Regions from separate parts of the Homo sapiens genome. Here region 1 is linked to region 2. Evidence: read pairs that join two places in POLR2A ChIA-PET (ENCODE). Cell type or tissue: GM12878. All regions are shown on one strand.

Region 1 (4,000 bases), 550 kb before region 2:
CTTTTTACAATCATTTTAGGTAAGTCATTCCCTCGTTGATGGCAAGTCATGGAAAATGAAAAATTAACATGTAATGGGTGCTTTAAATGACTTTCCTCTTCATACACTTTCTTCTCATGCCTGTAATCTTGGAATTAGAAAATAATTTAGTTATCTAAATATAAAAGTATTTACTTTTTTTCTTTATAGCTCAAATGTGACTCTATTATGTTATTGTTAGGATCATTATTTATATTTGTACCCCTCAGAGAATGGTAAATTTTATCACAAGTCATGGCGGAGATAGAAAGCATTTTCCAGATTTGTCTTGTTGCTATTGTCAAAGTTAGCATTCCATTTGAAGGTACTGTTATCTAGAGCAGGGACCAGCAAACAACAGCCTGTGGGCCAAATGTGGCCCCTCTGCCTATTTTTATAAAGTTCTATTGGAACACCTGTTCATTTCCTTATTGTCTATAGCTGCTTTCCTGCTACAGTGCAGAGTGGAGTAGTTGTCACAGAGATCATATGAGTTTTAAGTCTTAAATACTTTCTGGCCCTTTGCAGAAAGTTTGTTGGCCTTTAATCTAGAGCTTGACATAGTAGAGAATAGGAACCAGAATCCTCCCTCCCACAAACCCACAAACAGGTTGGCCTCTTTCCTCCCCTTCTGGGACACAGCAATGGAAATGCCTTGCCACTATTTACAAGTCTGAAACTCATGGGGCTCTTTGCCAACACACAACACCCACCCCCACCCCCAACCCTGCACCCGCAAATACTGTGAATACTAAAATCAGTTATCTTGGGCTAAATCAGACAGCTCTTCATACTTGATTCTAGGATGGACAAAACGTTAGCAAATGCTAGCAAGTATAGAAAAATTGGTGAGAGAAACCTAAATTTGAGAAAATTATCTCCATTACTTTTTTTTTTTTTTAAATGGAAAAAGGCTCTCGTTACCCTGTCCTCCACCCCTTACTCTTCTGTTAGAGTAGCAGATCCCTTGATCCAGGAAGCTGTGATTTATGGATCTTTGTGGGGAAAGGAAAAGGGGAGCAGAGTGAAGAGGGGAGGCTGGATGGGCAAGCGCAGCTCAAAGGGGAACGTCAGGCAGAATGTCCCAGGGCTGCTGACTCTGGCTTGGAAAGAAGCTTAGATCAGAAGTTTCCCTCAGACTTGCACTTCTAACTGGCCTCATGCTGCTTCTACGGAACTTCTGAAACTGAATTTTCTTTCTTGTTTCTTCTCTCTTTAATTCAGGTTGGTATAAGAACTAGGCTTTTCTCTTGACTTTCATTCGGCCCTGAAATAAAATTAGAAATATATTTTATAGGTTTTATTTAATGAAAGCAATTATTGCTCCAAGGCCTTTTATGATAAAGTTGCCAGTTTGTAATAAATTATCTTACAGTTACTTTCTAGGCATTATAAGGTATCACAGAAAGGAGGCAGCAACGTTCCTGCTTTTATTAGCCAAGAATATGGTTGAGGAGACAGTGAGGTAGCCAGATCATCTTCCCATGTGGGAAAAGACCTGTTCCCCTGCCCTTGATTCATCCTGCCAGCCCCCTGCAGCCTTATCCTCTCTGCCTCCTCAATACCCAAAACCACCAAATCATGTGACGGGACGATGGGTAAAACCGGTAGTGAAAGGGGAATGCAGTTACATGTTCCCAGGCCGTGTGCAGAAGAGGTGGGGTTTGGAGTCTGATAGTCTTGGGTTTGAATCTGGGCTCAGCCACTTTACTCTGGGCAAGTCTCTCAACCTCTCAAAACCTGTTTCCTCTTCTGTAAACAGGCAATGACCAAAACCTGCCCTCGCATATTTGTGGTGAGGTCAGAAAATAATACATGTACCACGTCTAGCCATCTTTCCTGGTGTGAAGTAGGTGCTCATTCTTTTTTGATTCAGTTTTCCTTGTCTGAGGTGTGCTTTTCTCTTGTCTCCTGTAAGCTTCACTAAGCAGAAAGTGTCCCGTCAGTATTCTTTTTGGTTGGTTATTTATTGATGATGTGGGATGTGGGGGAGTTGATTAGCTGATTCCATCATCATGAAAAGCATTTCTTGGGTGCCTGTGTGCTTATGTTCTTGTTAAAAATGTTACATATGACCGCTGTGATGGGGTGTTTACAACCTGTGGCAGACAGTATCCCATTGGGCAGATGTGAACAGGAGACGACCGTGATAACCTGTGAGAGGCTGATGGCTGACATGCTACAAAGGGGCCAGGCCTTTCCAGCCTGGCCCTCTTCCCGGGCCTTCTGGACCATACATTTTCCAATAGTCTTTTCTTTCTCATAACCCTCCTTGGTAATAGGCATCATTCCCAAATCAATCAGGATGCAGTTCAGTTGTACAGAACAGAGACCCAAGATGTCTGTGGCTTCAGCAACAGAGAAGCTGAGTTCTCTCCCTGGTGGCATTCTGGGTGGGCAGTGCAGGGCTGGTAGAGCAGCTGCTCCTCTCTTGTCCTCATATTCTAAGTGTCTGCTCACCCCAGCCTCATTCCCCATCCCAGCCAGCAGGATGTAAGCAGGGCTGTAGAAAGGAGGGCAGATGGTCACCAGCCATCTTTTAAGGAAGTGCCACATAACATATCCACTTAATGTCATCGGCCAGGACTTAGTCATAACCAGAACATGTCCTGACTCTGAGCTGCGAAGCCAAGAGGCCAGCTCTGGGTCACCATCTCCCAGTGCCTCCTGGCCCTGCCATCCTAGTCACAAGATGGCTGCCACCGCTCCAAGCACTACTCTCCCTTTTGTTCGGATCGAAGACTTCCCACTGGGCATGGTGGCTCACACCTGTAATCCCAGCACTTTGGAGGCCAAGGTGGGAGGATCATTTGAGCCCACTGAATCTGGAGCATACTGGCCACACCTGGCAGCAGCAGAGGCTGGGAAATGTCACCTTTATTCTGGGTGAACAGAAGCTCTGTAAAAATGTCCTTGGGTGGCACCGGAGGCACAGGGTGCTCCAGATTCAGTGGGTTCTGTGGGGTTCAATATCAAGCTGGGGTGAGGAGGTCAAGCCTCCTCTACCAGATCGCCTATGTCCAGCCTGTCTCCTGGGAGGGCATTCATTGAGGCCTTCAAGCAGAGGGGAACTGCCCTTGGGAGGCTCATCACCTTGGCTGGCCTCTTCGCTTCGCAGCCCAGAGTCAGGACACGTCCTAGTTATGACTCCCACCGGCTCCATGATTTTGGACATGCTTCTAAATCTCTCTGGTCTCGGTTTCCTCATCCATTAAATGAGGCTAATAATGGCACCTACTTCATAGAGCAGTTGTGAGGATTGAATGAACCTATAATTGCATTCCCAGTACGTGATAAGCACTCAATAAATGCTGGTCCTTATTATTACAAATCTAGAACCATATTCTTTTCTTTACCATATTTTTTTCCTATGAATAGTACAGGGACTCTCTTTCAGGTGGCAGGAGGTGGTTTTGGGAGGCAGGCCTGGGCTACAAGTCCTCCACCCATACTTCCACCCAAAGAAGGTGGGATTTTTTTCTGTAGACTTCCTGACCTGATAGCCTGAGTGAGTGATTGAAGCTTCCTGCTCACCAGTCTAATTAGAGACTGGAAGCCAAGTGTCTCCATGGTCTAGGGGCCTCCCTCATGAACTACAGCTCTTTGCGACCCAATTCAAATGCTGCCTCCTCCATGCAGCCTTCCTTGATTTCTCTGTTTGAAAACCCCCTGCCGACCTAAAAGAGGTACCTCTCTAAATCCCTAAAATGCTCCGTCTGTACCTCCCACATTCTACCTGGCATTAGAATGTGTTGTATATGCCCCACAGTTCTTCTACTAGTCTGCTAGTACTTCCCAAGCAGGATGAGTACAGGTTCTGATTTGTATCACCTACAGTGCCCTGCACACAATAGGTGCAAAGTAAATGGTCATCAATAGACGAATCTACCTCAGCATCCACAAAATGAGCTCTGGCAGTTTGGCACATGCAGCTATAAGTAAGAGAAAATTGAACTAAGGATGCCTGAAATAGTAAGAGCAT
Region 2 (4,000 bases):
GGTGGTGCACACCTGTAATCCCAGCTACTCGGGAGGCAGAGACATGAGAATCACTTGAACCCAGGAGGTGAAAGTTGCAGTGAGCCGAGATCACGTCACTGCACTCCAGCTTGGGCAACAGAGCGAGACTCTGTCTCAAAAAGAAAACAAACAAACAAACAAACAAGAATAACCCAGTCCTCAGTGTCAAATGAGTTCCATCACAGCCAAGCACACTGCCAGCCTTTCTCTTTCCCTCACGAGAGAACTCTCCTGCGCTCAGCTTTCCTCTCTTCATTTGCATTACAAAAAGCACACCTGACCCTGTTGAAAAGGGCATTTAAGGAGATCATCAAAGGGGCCTGTGGTGCTCCTTTCACAGCACATGATCTCTCTCCCTGATAAGCCCTCTCCCCAGCCTTAAGAAACCCACATTCGGGAGCAACATTACGCTACCAGCTGCAGCTGAGGGCTCTGGGTGAAATCGAGCCAGGGCTGGGGAACAACTCAAAAGTCATCTGAGAGGTGTGACACCTCCCTGGCGTCCAGACCCACGGCAGGCAGCCTACAGACTTTTTCTCTTTGACTTTTTAAAGTAAGATTTATGAAACCACTTTTCCTATCACGGCATAAGAAATGATAACTGCTTGAAGGATTATACCTCTTTGCCATTTGATGACATCTCTGTAAGTACAGGGAACTATGGGCTCTGTCATCTTTGCATCCCTAAAATCAAATTCAGAAACTGGCCCCCAAAAAGGCTGTTGAATAAATACATAAGTAAATTCCATTTTTATACTATCTACTGATGTCTAAAAATTCCAAATTAGAAGTTAAAAATCCTATGATAGATATCTAAAGGAGAACAAAGTAATCCAAAATTAATTATATATTACATGCTACCTAGGATTTTATGAAACTGAGCTCAATCTCAAAATTAAAGAACTGTACTATAGGCTGGGAGCAGTGGCTCACGCCTATAACCCCAGCACTTTGGGAGGCCAAGGCAGGCAAATCACTTGAGGCCAGGAGTTCAAGACCAGCCTGGCCAACATAGTGAAAACCCATCTCTGCTAAAAATACAAAGATTAGCCGGGTGTGGTGGCTGGGGCCTGGAACCCCACCTACTTAGGAGGCTGAGGCACAAGAATTGCTTGAACCTGGGAGGCGGGCCATGAGCCTAGATCGCACCACTGCACTCCAGCTTGGATCACAGAGCGAGACTGTCTCAAAAAAAAAAAAAAAAAAAAAAAAAAAAGAAAGAACTTACTGTAAAATCTGCTTTGCTTTGTTACTCACTCTTATGAATACAGAGCCAATCACTGGTTCTAGCCTCACTATTATGCTATATTAAGGGAGGAGACCACCCCTCATATTGTCTTACACCCAATTTCTGCCTCCAAATAAAGAAGTAAAAACTAAAAGGCAGAAATGAAATCCACAGGCAGACAGCCCAGCGCTGAGCCCTGGGCCTGGTAGTTAAAGATCGACCCCTAACCTAAGCGGTTATGTCATCTATAGATTCCAGACATTATATGGAAAAGCATTGTGAAAATCCCTGTCCTGTTCCGTTCTGATTACCAGTGCATGCAGCCCCCAGTCACGTACTCCCAGCTTGCTCAATCGATCACGATCCTCTCACGCGGACCCCCTTAGAGTTGTAAGCCCTTAAAAGGGACAGGAATTGCTCACTTGGGGAGCTCAGTTGTTGGAGACGTGAGTCTTGCCGACGCTCCCAGCCGAATAAAGCCCTTCCTTAACTCGGTGTCTGAGGGGTTTTGTCTGCAGCTCGTCCTGCTACAATATTACTGTATATATGTAAAATATGCTATATTACTATATTTTCTCATTTATAAAGTGGGAGTAAAAATAACAGCTACCTCATTGCATTTTTGTGAGGATTAAATTAGTTAACACATGTATAATAGTTATGGGACATAGTGACCACTTAAGAAATGTTAGCTAGTATTATTGTTGTTGTTACCAGGCACTGTTCTGGCTAACATTCTATTAGACCAAGTTAAATATTAGTTCATTTAGTTAATCTGCCCAGAAAAGTATTAATAGAAGCAAGTTGCCCATATAACCTGTCCCCTTGACAACAAAATTTGCCTTCTGAAAGCCATTAATGGATTCTCAAGGTACAAGAATTGCCTATGAATTGTTTACTTTTTAGAATATGATTTCCCCTTGAGGCAGAATATATATTTAACAGGTCCTAAATGTATACCAGAAAGAACTGAATCGCCAGCTTCACTAACAGGTTTCTCTAAAAAGAAAATCAGACAGCAATTTTACCTTCTGTTCAGGCCAGATGATGTTCCTAATCCTGCAAGGTCTGGGGTACTTTCATCTGATAAGAGCCCATGAGCTTCTGAGAGCTTCAAATGACTACTACTTAGGTTAAAAATAAGCACCGAGAAACAAAAACTGAGAAACAAAAGCAGAAGTATTTCTAAAATTGCTCTCTTCGCACTGTCTCGCTGCGGGTACTTTCCTGTCTCTCAGATCACTGACCTTCAGTCCAGCAATTTCCAGTGTCCTGCAGGCTGCTGATCCCAAGATGCTCAGCCACACAAAGGTGTTGCGGCCAAGTAAGGTTGGGGAACCCATACTATACTCCCTTTTGCCACAATACCTTTTTAACCAGACTCCTTTTGTGATAGTAGGTAGCTAGTTAGACCTGAGCAGGGCAGAAGAGGGCTCCCCTGCCCCACTCCAGGAGTGTCAGGCAACCACTGAGGTCAGGCAGTTGTTAACTGTCTCTCTAAAATAATAATTGGGCCGGGCACGGTGGCTCACACCTGTAATCCCAGCACTTTGGGAGGCTGAGGCAGGCGGATCTCTTGAGGTCTGGAGTTTGAGACCAGCTTGGCCAACACAGTGAAACCCCATCTCTAATAAAAATACAAAAATTGGCAGGGCATGGTTGCGGGCACCTGTAATCCCAGCTTCCCCGGGAGCCTGAGGCAGGAGAATCGCTTGAACCTGGGAGGCGGAGGTTGCAGTGAGCCGAGATCGCACCACTGCACTCCAGCCTAGGCTACAGAGCGAGAATCTAAATAAAAGAATAAAATAAAATAAAATAATAATTGGTCACAGCCAGCACCAGAGAAAGGCAGTCTCCCAATAGATAGAAACACCTGAAGCTGGGAATCAGCAGTTTCCTGATAAGATCTCAGGAGTTGGGCCAGTGGGCTCAAGCAAAAAAGAGGCAAAATGGCAAAGTTTAACTGGTATATGACCTTCTAGGAACATTCAACTGGTAAGAGAAGAATGCCTCGAGTGAGCATGCGTACAACTCCAGTAAACATACCGTGCATGCATCACTCCTAAGTGCTGGCAGCCACTGCGGATGCGGAGAGCCCACCCAAGGGAAGAATCAGGAGACAAGGGACACAAGCTCCTGGAAATATGACAACATATAAAATCCCAAGTCAATGGGGAATCCATGCACTTGATCTCTCCAGTCACCCCCTTGGCCCTCTTCCAAGTTCACTTCCTTTCATTCCTGCTGTAAAGCTTTTGAATAAACTTTCATTCCTCTAAAACTTGCCTTGGTCTCTGTGTCAAATATTTTCTTCTGAAGAGGGAAGAATTGAGGTTGCTGCAGACCTGTATGGACTCACCACTGCTAACACCTTTTTCAAGGAATATCTACTAGAATCTAGGTGTTGGAAATGCTGAAATAGTCTAAACTAACCAATTATTTCCACCTTAAAATGACTGTAGGCTCATTCACCTGGCCTGGCAAAGTCAGCACTTACTTAAAAGCAGATGGGAGAGAATGTTGACCCTATACATACCCACAGTCCCTGATCAACATACATTTTCATGAAGAGGTATATCTTGGATCAAGTCAAAAAGAAACTATCCCCGGATCCATCTGAGGTGTGTCCCATACTCAGGGAACACACCAAAAAATTCAGGAATGGCTCACAGGGAAGCATGATTTCAGAAGATCGGGAGCATAAGAAAAAGGAAGATGATGACACTATAAGAGAAATCCTATCAACAAAAG

Evidence for each region. Peaks named below come from ENCODE experiments on the same cell type or tissue, not always from the same donor. Only the 100,000 strongest peaks of a DNase experiment are listed, where the experiment ranks them.
Region 1: POLR2A ChIA-PET joins it to region 2 with 8 read pairs; 1 of 35 experiments calls an interaction of 5 or more read pairs at or near these places.

What each region holds. Positions count from the first base shown.
Region 1 is chr12:94,269,859-94,273,858 of GRCh38, forward strand. The region is part of intron 21 of PLXNC1 (plexin C1); the gene reads left to right. It also overlaps a transcript of CEP83 not described here. Among named protein-coding and RNA genes, the nearest start is that of PLXNC1-AS1, 95 kb to the left of the region's middle. In GM12878, no CTCF peak of the experiment used is centred here; a DNase peak (open chromatin) is centred at 1,725; H3K27ac peaks cover 760 bases.
Region 2 is chr12:94,815,813-94,819,812 of GRCh38, forward strand. No RefSeq gene overlaps it. Among named protein-coding and RNA genes, the nearest start is that of MIR492, 17 kb to the right of the region's middle. RefSeq lists enhancers at 1-638, 159-248, 2,229-2,748. In GM12878, a CTCF peak has its summit at 2,664 (motif pointing right); a DNase peak (open chromatin) is centred at 2,459; H3K4me3 peaks cover 2,113 bases; H3K27ac peaks cover 4,000 bases.